Regions from separate parts of the Homo sapiens genome. Here all the other regions are linked to region 3. Evidence: chromatin contacts called from ENCODE Hi-C or POLR2A ChIA-PET data. All regions are on one chromosome and are shown on one strand. Each heading gives the region's core, a stretch centred on a gene start or an enhancer-like site at or near the end of the contact. The rest is flanking DNA. Distances are from core to core; before and after follow the strand shown. Region 1 overlaps TP63 (tumor protein p63). Region 2 has its middle 150 kb from the start of TPRG1-AS2. Region 3 holds the start of TP63 (tumor protein p63).

Region 1 (3,646 bases), core at 477-2,976, 180 kb before region 3:
GTAAAGGAATAAAGAATTATTACTTGTGAATAAAATATACCCACTAGTAACCTTTCTCTTAGATGCTGATTCCAGTTATTTTAGTTATTTTAATAACTAACTTCCAATTAATTTATTTAAACATTTAGTAATCTCCCCTTGTTACCATTAACACCTTGCACAGGATGGCATGCAGCCTGTGTACTGTTTTGTTTGGCCTGTAGTGTTTTACAACTTTTTTTTGAATTAGTATCATCATTTTAAGATATGAAGATATTACATGCAAACCCAGGTTTCTAGTTACTCTTTTAAAAATTAATATTTAAGAGTTAATATTGTGATAATTAATTTAATATTTTAAATATTTTAATACTAGGTCTACTTTCCCCTGTGACAACAGTCTGGGATTGTAAAGCAGATGTCCTTGTAGATACAGTATATAAGCTCTTTTGCCACAGTTTCTGTACTTATCATTCGGCTCATTTATGCTACCTCCCTGACTCCAATGACATTTGGGTTTGCTACCTCTAAAGCAGCCCATTATTATTCACCAAAGTGATTTGTTACATGAAAAGGTTGTGATAATTTAATCCTGATAAAAATTTCCACGGTGATTGATATATATCATGTTCTCCATATTAATTTATGGAGAAGAGTGAAGCTATAGTAAAAAAAAATAAAGAAAGATACCATGTAGCTGATGATACCTACAAAACCAAATTAACTAACAATAATAACATAAATGAAGGAAAAAAGAGAAGGAGGGAGTAGAAAGAAGGGGGAGAAGAAATGCGGGAAGAGGAGAAGAATAGGGAGAAAGAAGAAAAGGGAAAAGCAGAGGATTTTTGCTGTTACTCTTTGTAGTAGGAAAAGAAATATAAGCTTTATTTAAATTATTCATTTTTAAAATCAATAGTTTTTATAATGTTCACATGCAATAAATCAAGATCAGTTTAATGTTAAATAGACACTCCACGGTGCAGTGAACAAATCACTCAAAATAGTATGGGAGGCTGATAAGCCTTAGATTAGATTAAACTGGCTCATCACGAATACGTTAACCTAGAGTCAATCTAAAACTCAGGCAAGAACGCTGATTCAGTTATTCTGCTCTGGATGAGGGAACAACTCTTCGGAAGCATGCCTTACAATGAATATTCATTTTAAATCCAAAACCTAGAGGTAAGTTACTTGAACCATCACCAAAAATCTCTAAGCACTTTATTTAGTACATTCTTCCTCAATACTCTGTGAACTAAGAAATAGTTTAGATAACAGATTAATATGCTCAATGCTATTATTTTCTTCATCATGGGAGTGGCACAAAAAGGCACCTGATACACATCTCACATAATTTATGAAACAGCTATGGCAAGAAGTAAAAATTATCTTGTTATGATAAACACGAACACATGTACCAGTGGCACGAGCTACTGACTTCTGCCCCTCACCAATAAAATCTAACAGCCACTGAATTGTAAGATTAGATCAAGCCCCAGATGAGACTCAGACTTTAATGGGGGAAGTGCTTCCACTGTGAAAGAAAACTGATAAATCCTATTTACCATCGAAGAGTTTGTCTGTACATCTTGTCCTTTGATGGGCTATTCTTAAGAGTCTCTAAATTCCAGAGGGCCACGCAATTGGCTGGGTTGCATTAGATTTCTGCAGAGCTGGCAGCCTTTTTCTAAAAGTCTTACATTACAGGTAACCTGATGACAGGGAGGGTGGGCCGCAGGCGCGCATCTCAGCCTGCCTGCGGAGCCAAAGGGAGTGAGCTTGCGAGACCAAGACCCATATGCTGGGATCAATGGAACTCTCCCGGGAACTGGCTGTTCCCCTTTCAAACGCCACCTCCCTAATCTCTCCACTTGCTCAAGTCAAATTCTCCACAGCTCTGAACATGACACGAAGCTGGCATGGTTAAGAAAGGCAAAGGAAGAACACTCTCTATAAATCATGGGTGAAGGCTACAGGGAACAAATTCACGGGCAGTTAACAATCAGAGTCAGAATTGAGGGCTCCTGCTGGGAACTACAATTGTTTCCTTTAATTATGAGAGAAAAAAAGTTCCTTCCCATTTATTAAAGGTTTACTGTGTGCTGGACATTGTGCTGGGCACTAGATCAGGGAGTCTGCCATACAAGACCTTGAGGTCAATGACAGGAGAAAGATACAACAGCAAAAAGTGATCCTATGTCCCAAGGGTAGGGTCCTTACTTCAGTCTGAACACAATTTAAAAAACAAAACAATGCAAAAAAAAAAACAACCTGAGGATTTTCATGGCGTATGCACACAGAGAGTACTCTCGTGTCATGAGCGGTGAAAAATAGCTCTCCAACTGGCAAAGGTGTGTGAGGCCAATAATCAAGACAGACTGAACTATGTTCACCAAGAAGCCTCATCACTAGAGGGGAGCACAAAGAAACACCGCCCCTACAAGTGGGGTTCCTTACCAGGACTCTCAATTCTCAAGCAGGTGCCACAGAAAGCTTTCTTTTTCCCTCACCAGCAACTCCCAAAGCTTTCCTTATCAGTACAGAGAATTCTTTCTAATGGCCGTATGGTTATTGCTTATAACATGCCATCTAGTTTTTCACGGGTGACTGATCAGGTTGCTTCCAGTAGTTTGTCATTATACATTAATATCTTGAGTCTGCCATAAGTAAGGCCCACTGTTATTCCTTAACACAAAGAATACAAAAAGGCATTCCCATCATGAAGCATCAGATTAAAAATGAGGAACGAATGTCAAAAATCAACAGGTTCTTAAATCTGGAAAGGGCCTCTCCTTGCACTGGCAAGGAGAGCCTACATCTGCTTGGGCAGGCTTCGGAAAGCAGCAGAGCCAGCCTGCAGAAGTCTGCATGCAGGAGAGGCTGTTATCACCCTATACCATCTATTCATATATTTGGATAGTGGATAGTATCACAGTCCCTCTATAAAGTATGCATGTTAATAGCCCAAAAGCTTTAAGAAAAAACATTAGTTGAAATTTTATTTTTCATTCTCTCAAATGAGTACCTTTAGTACAACTAAAGGTACTAAAGTTTTGTCGAAGCCTCAACAAAACTACAATGAACTCACGAACCGAAGAAATTCAAATTCAGACCCAATAAACACTTGGGAGCATATGAGTAGCTAGGTGCTAATAGGTATGTTTACATGAAGTAATCCTCATGATAAGGAAAGTATTAATGTTCCCATTTGTTCCCATTTGTAGGTGAGAAAAGTGAGGTTTAGAGAGATTGAATTTTTGGTGAAAGCCCCATATGCTGTTAGTAAGTTTCCGAGTTGAAATCTGAATTTAAGTTTCTTGCCATCTCCACACTACCATTCTTTCAACTGTCCTATGATTAACGATTCCCAACTACAATGCTAGACCAGCACTACATTATATTAAATGATAGGCCTCTGTAACTAGTATCAATTAAATTGTGGAAATAAGAAAATCTGAAACTAAAGTAAACGTTGGTTTGTCGTGTATGTATGTGTGTGTGAAACAGAGAAGATGAAAAATGTTGTCTTATTTTACTTCATTTCATTGAAAGAAGTTTAAAATAAATACCATATTTTTGTAGAACTGGAAACATAATCACATTTGTTATTTAAAACACAGAAACGCAAAGGAAAAATGCACATATACTTTAAATATATTAGCTATAT
Region 2 (4,160 bases), core at 138-2,637, 240 kb after region 3:
AGTCTTGCTAAAGGATAACTTTAATTTGATCATCCTTGAAATTGCAGAATGATATAATTAAATTAAGGGATACCAAAGCATAAGAGAAGTGGAACTGAAGCTTCATAATGAAAGTTTTATCTACACTTCCTTTGTGAATTACGCTTTAACAAAATAAGAGCAACTCTGAATTTTCTAAACGTTGACTTTCCCCAAGTAACAGAATGACCACTGTCAACTCTGACAATCCTAGTTTGACTCGGAGCCTGATATGTCAATTTTCCTTGCCGTGAAGACTCAGATATGTAATTTCTTTCTAAACATTGTGAATAATTAATTCTGTCTGACTAATGACCCAAGATTGGGTAAACGAGAAGAAGAGGAACATTTACTATATAATAGATTAAGTGAGGTCAAGCAAATATGTTTAATGTGAACACCTGCTATTCCACACATAATGAGTTATTTTAGAAGTTTCAAGTTGAATGAGCATAAAAGCCCCTGCGGAAACAGAAATATCTCCACCCAAAACGGTCTCTCTTCTTGCTACACTCTGGGATCTTGCTCTGTTGCTGAAAATGAGCTAAACACAAATGTGACAGTGTACTGTTGGCATTATTCACGTACAGTACAGAACATTATTAAAATGTGATCTTTGCCCTTCCTTCTTTCTCTACATTTGTTCATACCCCAACCTATCTTCTGCTTCATCCACAATTTCAACCAAGCTCCAGAATTCAGCTGTATAGGCTTTGTTTGACTTGAAGGCACTGTTTTTCAGAAAGCTTCTTATACCTGGGCCACACTTTACCTGTGAGGAGTCTCAGCACAGATTGCTGGGTTACTGGGAAGGCCCAGGACTGAAGATCAAGGGATCTGAACTACCATTTTTCCATCTCCCCTCATCTCAAATTTTTATTTCTTAAATTGGAAACAGTCATTACTCAGCTGCTACATCATAGTAAAAACTAAATAGAATTATATTTTAAGATATATTTTGTAAGCTTAAAATGCTATACAAATGTGAGAGATTAAAATTGTCATCCAAGCTTTCTTAGCCAGTTTATATACTTTGTCTTAATTATATTAAAGTTAACTTCACTGTCTTCATTTGTATTATGGGGATAAAAATATTGCATTACCAGAGTGGTTAAAAGAACAAAATGAGTGTTGCACAAGTCTTGGATGTATTAAATGTTAAATAAAAGGTGGTACTCTCGGTAGAAGTACTGGTATTATCAATATTATTCTTATCGATCCATTGCAAAGCAATTGGTGTTTGATCCTAGCCTGTCTACAGGACACAAACGCCCTGGTTGCTGAAGACTCTGCAGAATAGATTGCGCAAAGGATATGATGCAATTGCACAATGTATGTGTAGTAGTACATTGCTCATTTAAATAATAAGTGCAGCCCAGGTCATGGCCTTTGCTTTGTACTAGTACAGCATTACCCTCTGCTAATACGTAAAGCTTTATGAGGCAGCAAGGCTAATCTTTCTTAGGCTCTTAGCCTCAATGAAATGAGGGCTCAGACAGTATCCTGTGTGCATTTTAAGCCATCACTGTCAGTGAACTTAAGCTGTTACTTCTGCCCCTTCCCCTGAAGATGGGGTTGCTACAGGCAAGTAAGTATCATTACCATTTCAGGTATGAGAAATGCTTAGCCTGCCTTTGATTTTAGATCCTAGAACCTGAGAACTGAACAAAACTCTAGAGGTCATTTGGCTCAACCCATTAACTGTCCAGAAGATGAAAGTAGGCCCAGAGAAAAAGTGACTTGCCAAAGGTTAAACAGCTTTTATCAATGCAGAAACCAGGCAAGATTTCCTGACTCCCATCTAGGGCTTGCTTGCTACTTTATTCTTCACTAGTTTAATTTGGTCTCCATTGGCCAAGACCACCTCATTGCTGGCTTTCTGAGGCCAAGCACCTGGGTGGTTTCTTATCTGAGTATTGGACTGCAGCCAGGCATGTGAATGGACAGGGATGGCTGACTCAGACTTTGGAACACTTCATGCCTAAGGGGTAAGGTACAGCCTTAAAGAAGGGTGTGGGCTCTGGGCGCTTCCCCATACCTCCAAAGTTGTGTCAGCATGACTGGCTGAGTAAGGGGGAAGGAGCATGGTCTCATCCTGCAGGGCTCCAGCTAATAGATTCTGGGACGTAGAGCAACTTTGATTACTTAGCCAACTTGGGATATGTTTAACACAGGTAAACAGAGCAGTGAACTAGCAGGGAGACAGTGCAGAAAGAGTGAAAAAGCTTTCTTATTATTCATGCATTTATTCATTTTTGCAAGAGGTATTTATTACACAAATATTCCAGTCTACACAACCAAGTAATATGACCCATATTCTCAAAAATTTTATGGTGAAACATGAGAGATGGCAACTAAAGAGCCAGGCTTTGGCCAGGCGTGGTGGCTCACACCTGTAATCCTAGCACTTTGGAAGGCTGAGGCGAGTGGATCACCTGAGGTCAGGAGTTCAAGACCAGCCTGGCCAACATGGTGAAACCCCGTCTCTACCCAAAATACAAAAATTAGCCAGGTGTGGCGGCGGGCGCCTGTAATCCCAGCTTTACGGGAGGCTGAGGCAGGAGAATTGCTTGAATTCAGGAGACAGAGGTTGCAGTGAGCCGAGATTGCGCCATTGCACTCCAGCCTGGGTGACAGAGGGAGACTCTGTCTCAAAAAATAATAATAAATAAATAAATAAGCCAGATTTTATGCAGTGAGATATGTGCCGTAACAGTGGTGAACACGAGGCATTGTAGAAACTCCAAAGAAGGCTGTATTGGGTGTGTTTGTATTGTGCATGTGTGTGGTGTTCAGGAAGGCTTTCCTGGAGGTGATGTCTGAGCTGAATCTTTAAAGATGCAGAAGGGATATAATGTCAGAGGTGTGAGAAAGCATGGTTGTTCTGGAAAATGGGTAATTCAATATGGCCAGAGAATGGAATCAAAAGTAAGGATTATTACAAGACGCTTGGCATGTCACTTTTAACTGGTAAAAATGGTCCACTTCACCTTGCTACTGAGCAAACAGAAACTTAGGGGGATTAAGCCATTCTCCCAAGACTACCAGAGATATCAAGCACCAAACCAGGATTAGCTCAGATCTTCATTTTTCAAATGCCTTTTATACTATAAACTCCGAAGAAAATATTTAAAATTATCTCCAAGGCTTCCTCAACTTAGAGAAGAAGGAGTAGTTTGGAACTGAAGTCCCATTTTCTTATGGAAACCATGGCATATATGTTGGTTCAGGATCCAAGTTTGTCCTGCACAAAGCAACTCAGCCCATAATGTACCTATAATACTTTACAAAAATAATTACAGTAACTGGCTGTCAAATATAACCAAGTTTGTATAAGAAAATGTGCTTCAATTTGGAATGCTTGAAAAATCTCACCCTCCCGAAGTGGGAGATAGACACTTGCAGATCCTGATTGACAGGGCCCAGGAAACCAGGGAGGATGAATATCCATGAAGAACATGACCATGGGATCCTGGGGACCTGAAAATTGTGGGGCCGAACATCTTTTCTAGGACAAATTCCCCAGGGACACCTTGCAGCCTGCAGTCTTTTGTCTTCTTATCATTTCTTTTCTTCAGAAAACCCTTCCATGATGCCACCCAAGATGTGGGACTATGTTTTTCTCCTCTCTGATGTCCCATAGATCCTTCCTGCCTGCCTGACACAAGCACCAAAAACTTTGGAAGTTCCATTAAAGACTAGAAACTATGAAAAGTTAAGGAATAAAAAGATATCTGGCCAGGTGTGGTGGCTCACGCCTGTAATCCCAACACTTTGGGAGGCAGATCACCTAAGGTCAGGAGTTTGAGACCAGCCTGGTCAACATGGTGAAACCCCATCTCTACTAAAAATACAAAAATTAGCTGGGCGTGGTGGTGGCGCCTGTAGTCCCAGTTACTCTCCTGAGTCTGAGGCAGGAGAATTGCTTGAACCCAGGAGGCGGAAAATGAAAAACAGAGTGAGGGAAAGTTGGCGTGCAGGTGCTTTTCTGTGTCTGAGTCCCTGAGGCCTCCTGTAACCACACTCCTGGGTGCTCAGGAGTAGAAAAGGGGATAGTGGAGAGAAAAACATAATTAAAAAACACATGGCAGTCCCTGCTATTACTGTCCTTTCACCAACGTTATCTTCCTGCTCTAACAATA
Region 3 (3,831 bases), core at 180-2,679:
AATCCTCAACTGCAGCTAGATCTAATTTTCACATTATACAAGAACATAAATCCTAGAGCCATTTATTTGTGCTAATATTGTTGTTTGTGGTAAACAGCAAGACACGAATCAAGCCACCACCAACAAATTCCACTGAAACCTTGGAGACCCCAAACTTGCTTCCCCTCTCTCTTTTTTCACCCTTTTCTTTTTATCTCCTTTATTCTATTTATCTTTCTGCCTTGCTCTTTCTCTTCTGCCTTTTCGCACAACCCACCAGAAACCTCACAGGAAGAGAAACAATCTACATAGCTCACATTAGTGTTCTACGTTGTAGCAAATCACGTTAAAGGAAGATCACAAATCTTTCACACTCTACTAGTCTACAGTAAGTGAGTCCTGCCCAGAGAGAGCAGAATCTGCTTCTAGTATCAAGCTCCAACAGACACAGGTGGTAAATGGCAAGTTAACCCTTTGTAACCTCACCATTTTCAACACGCAAAGGACCTCTCTCATTAGTCTTATAAAATAAAGTACGAAATCTCATGCTGTTAAACTAACATCACATTGCTACATATGACTTGAATATCTCCCATAACTTTATGACTGGAAAAACACTGTTCAGATTTCATTTACCAGTTTAAAAATAGCAAAGTCTAATTTGAAGCACATACACAATTGTGCACCCTCACTAATATTCTCTCTTAGTACTAGGCAAATGTTTCTAAATAAAATTTACTACAATCACAAGCTTTAAAAGTCAGATTTGTCAAAAGATTTTCATTATCAAACATACCAAAAAATATTCCTTATAAAATGCAATGACAAGCCACAATCTGTTTGGTACAACAATGGCTAGTTATCTATTTCTTAATGTATAAATCAAAATTATTTGGTGTTTATTTTGACTTGAAGATTATCCATACATTATTATATCCCTGCCCAGTGAAATTTCTTATTGAGTGAGTAGGTGCTGAACAAGGCAAATAATATATTTTAAACATTCTTAAATGGCGTGATAATTTTTTTTAAATGGGAAGATTCGCTTCAAATTTTTTCACTTTGTAGATCCAAATATCAACCAAAAAAGACATTCAGAAAATATGTCCACAGACCACTTTAAGTCCACAGAAAGTCCAAAATAATATCACTGTGCTGACTAAACAAGGAGGAATTGTTCTTTGTACACAGCTGACACATTCATAATACACAAGGCACTTCAATTAAGTTTTGAGAGAAGTTATGTCACATTCAAACTCACCGCTGGATGTAAGGGTCAGGGCAGTACTGTAGGGTGGCACACCGTGAAGTTTCAAAATTCATTTCCTTCAACTGTCTTTGATATCAACGAACGGAGAACAATTATATAAAATATACACATATACCTGTGTATATATAGATATAAAGCCGGGAGGCTAAAAGCAATAGGGTCAAATGCTATCAGACATAGAAGTTTAGGCACTTCTCTCCTTCATACATATTTGCAAAGAGGCGGAGCGTTTCTTGATTTTAGCCAATGAGATTCATCAATTGACTAAAACTTCATAAACACTCGATTCTTACCAGCTGGGCATCCTCTCTACTGTTGTTCTTCCCCCTCTCTCACGGCTTCAGAGTCCTTGACGTATAGTAGCCACACTTGTTGTTGGCAATTTGGAGCTGGAGGCATCTCTGAACTTCTGATCTCTGTCGTGATTGGATGCTGGCATGAATGGCATCAGAGTTTAATTTCAGCAGCCTGGACTTTTGTAACTGAACTGAGCTGATGAGTGTCCACCCTGCTCCAGCTACATAACACTTCCTTGTATCTGGATACTGGTTTGATTTGAGGATTTCTGTGACTATTTCTGGGGCTAAAATGTTTTGTAGAGCTGCTTAGGGAAGTTTTGTTTTGTTTTGTTTTTTCATCTATTTCCCTCCCTCCCCGCCCTTCAGTTTCCCTTTCAGCCAACCGCCTGTTGTGGTCACAATCTCAAATAGCAAAGACAGGGAAATTCCTTGATTATATTTAACTTAGAACTCACTCTTCCTCTCAGCTAAGAGAAAGAGATATCCCTTTCACATCCCCTTAGAAGCTTTGCCTGACCCGAATAAAAGAAAATAACCTTTATTGAGTTAAATATCCTACCTCAAACACATGCACATGTACTTACATATAATATAGTAATTTTCTTAAAGATATTAAAATTGGAAATAATATATTATTGTAGAATATTCTGAAGTGCACAAATTATTTCAAATTGCCTGTTAATAAAAATATTCTAGTTTATTTTAATCTCTCAGTCGGCTCCACTCTATTCTTTATGTCTTACAGTTTTTGCTGTTTTTGGTTTTGCTTTGACTTGACCTACTTCGAAAGGAAACCATAAAATTGTTCATATATTCCCAAATCAGTGTAATATCAGGAAAGTCTACACACAAAATAATTTATTTCCTTTCTGAATATGGGCTGTAAACTTATCCTGGTTTTGTGGATTTGGAAATTGAATGAAATATGATTCAGAAGCTCAGTTAGGATAGACTCCAACAGGGGGAAAAAAAACCACTCTGTGTATCTAACGGTCACTAACATGGTGAGTTCACATCTTCCCTTCACCCCCTAGTCACAGGACACACCTGTAAATAGGTGACATCAGTAGATGTCAAAGTTGTGAGACAATCTAAAGCCCTTTCAGAGAAATTTGACATTTCCCTGTAAGTAAATCTAACTCAAAATGTGTTTCATAAAAATATTTTATTTGTTGCTTCAGCCAGGATGGAAGGGAGAAGCTATTTAAAACTTGACATTCTCTTCCTTTACTTAGCCCGAGAGCGGCTAACATCTGTGAATTGTGAAATTCACAAACAGGCCAGCCTGAGCCCCAGCCAAATCAAACAGCTTGCTCCACAAAATGTAAAACTTAAAGGGAAGATTGCTTAACTAATTAATTATAGATTTGTTAATTGCAGTTAAAGAGTTTGGCTTTCTTCCCTGCTATTAGCAAATATAGATGACCTAAATAGAAGGTTCTGAAATTAAAAATAATCAATTTCCTGTGACCACAGCCAAGTGATTCCATTTATAATGAAAGGTGGAGTGAAGATTTCTAGTGCAGAGCTTCTCAAGTTTTAATGTGCCCGTGAGGCACCTAGAAATCTTGTTAATGCAGATTCTGGTTCAGTAGGTCTGGGGTGAGGCCTAAGACTCTGCATTTCTAACACGTTCCCAGGTTACTTGATGCTGCTGGTCCTTGGACCACACTTTGGAGTGGCGAGCCCTAGTGTTCCTTCTAGCTCTGATATTTACAATTCGACGTCTCTAGGAAATGAGGAAGAACTCTTCTAAATATTTTAAATTAACTTCCAGGGATATAGACTCCCAAATAATCAATTTGCAAACATCTCTAGTGTGTTGTGTCTTTAAAATTTAATTAATTTTTGTTTTTTAAAAGTTATTTTTATTTATTTATTATTTTTGAGACAGCTTCTTGCACTGTCACCCAGACTGAGTGTAGCAGCGCGTTCATGGATCACTGCAGCCTCAACCTCCTGGGCTCAAGTGATCCTTCTGCCTCAGCTTCCTGTGTAGCTTGGACTACAGGTGAGCACAACCATACCCAGGTAATTTTGTTTTGTTTTGTTTTTTTAGATATGGGGTCTTGCTGTGTTGCCCTGACTGGTCTCAAACTGCTGGACTCAAGCTATCCTCCCGACCCGGCTTCCCAAAGTGTTGGGATTACAGGCATGAGCCACCACACTCATCTATTTTTTTAAAAAATTTAAAAGGTTTATAGCCTAACGTATTTAAATAATATCATTTAAACGTATGTCATGATTTCAATAGTTGTTATTTAAAAATCCTAAAGTTACTAA

Evidence for each region. A loop is a pair of places that touch in the nucleus more often than their neighbours do. ChIA-PET counts read pairs that join two places held with the same protein, here RNA polymerase II (POLR2A). Pooled maps may share reads with other maps.
Region 1: a pooled map of gastrocnemius medialis shows a loop between it and region 3 (7-fold over the local background). The contact joins the enhancer-like site here to the promoter of TP63 in region 3. A Hi-C loop is called at or near these places in 1 of 168 maps with a recorded cell type or tissue (gastrocnemius medialis) and 4 of 50 pooled maps. POLR2A ChIA-PET finds 5 or more read pairs at or near these places in 2 of 52 experiments (GM12878 and PC-9).
Region 2: a loop to region 3 is called in a map of GM12878, with 2.7 times the contacts of the local background. The contact joins the enhancer-like site here to the promoter of TP63 in region 3. A Hi-C loop is called at or near these places in 1 of 168 maps with a recorded cell type or tissue (GM12878), 10 of 37 single-sample maps with no recorded cell type and 7 of 50 pooled maps.

Annotation. Positions count from the first base shown.
Region 1 is chr3:189,812,196-189,815,841 of GRCh38, reverse strand. All of the region lies in intron 4 of TP63 (tumor protein p63), which reads right to left. Among named protein-coding and RNA genes, the nearest start is that of MIR944, 16 kb to the left of the region's middle. Within about 2 kb of position 1,726, at least 2 of the 41 ENCODE cell types and tissues checked have a DNase peak (open chromatin) inside an H3K27ac peak, as active enhancers do; they include gastrocnemius medialis, where a contact is called at or near this core.
Region 2 is chr3:189,391,023-189,395,182 of GRCh38, reverse strand. No RefSeq gene overlaps it. Among named protein-coding and RNA genes, the nearest start is that of TPRG1-AS2, 150 kb to the right of the region's middle. RefSeq lists an enhancer at 366-575. Within about 2 kb of position 1,387, at least 7 of the 41 ENCODE cell types and tissues checked have a DNase peak (open chromatin) inside an H3K27ac peak, as active enhancers do; they include GM12878, where a contact is called at or near this core.
Region 3 is chr3:189,628,987-189,632,817 of GRCh38, reverse strand. TP63 (tumor protein p63) reads right to left here and starts at 1,429. Exons shown (of 14, transcript NM_003722.5): 1 at 1,241-1,429. The coding sequence starts at 1,302. RefSeq lists a cis regulatory region at 1,902-1,912 and a promoter at 1,305-2,114.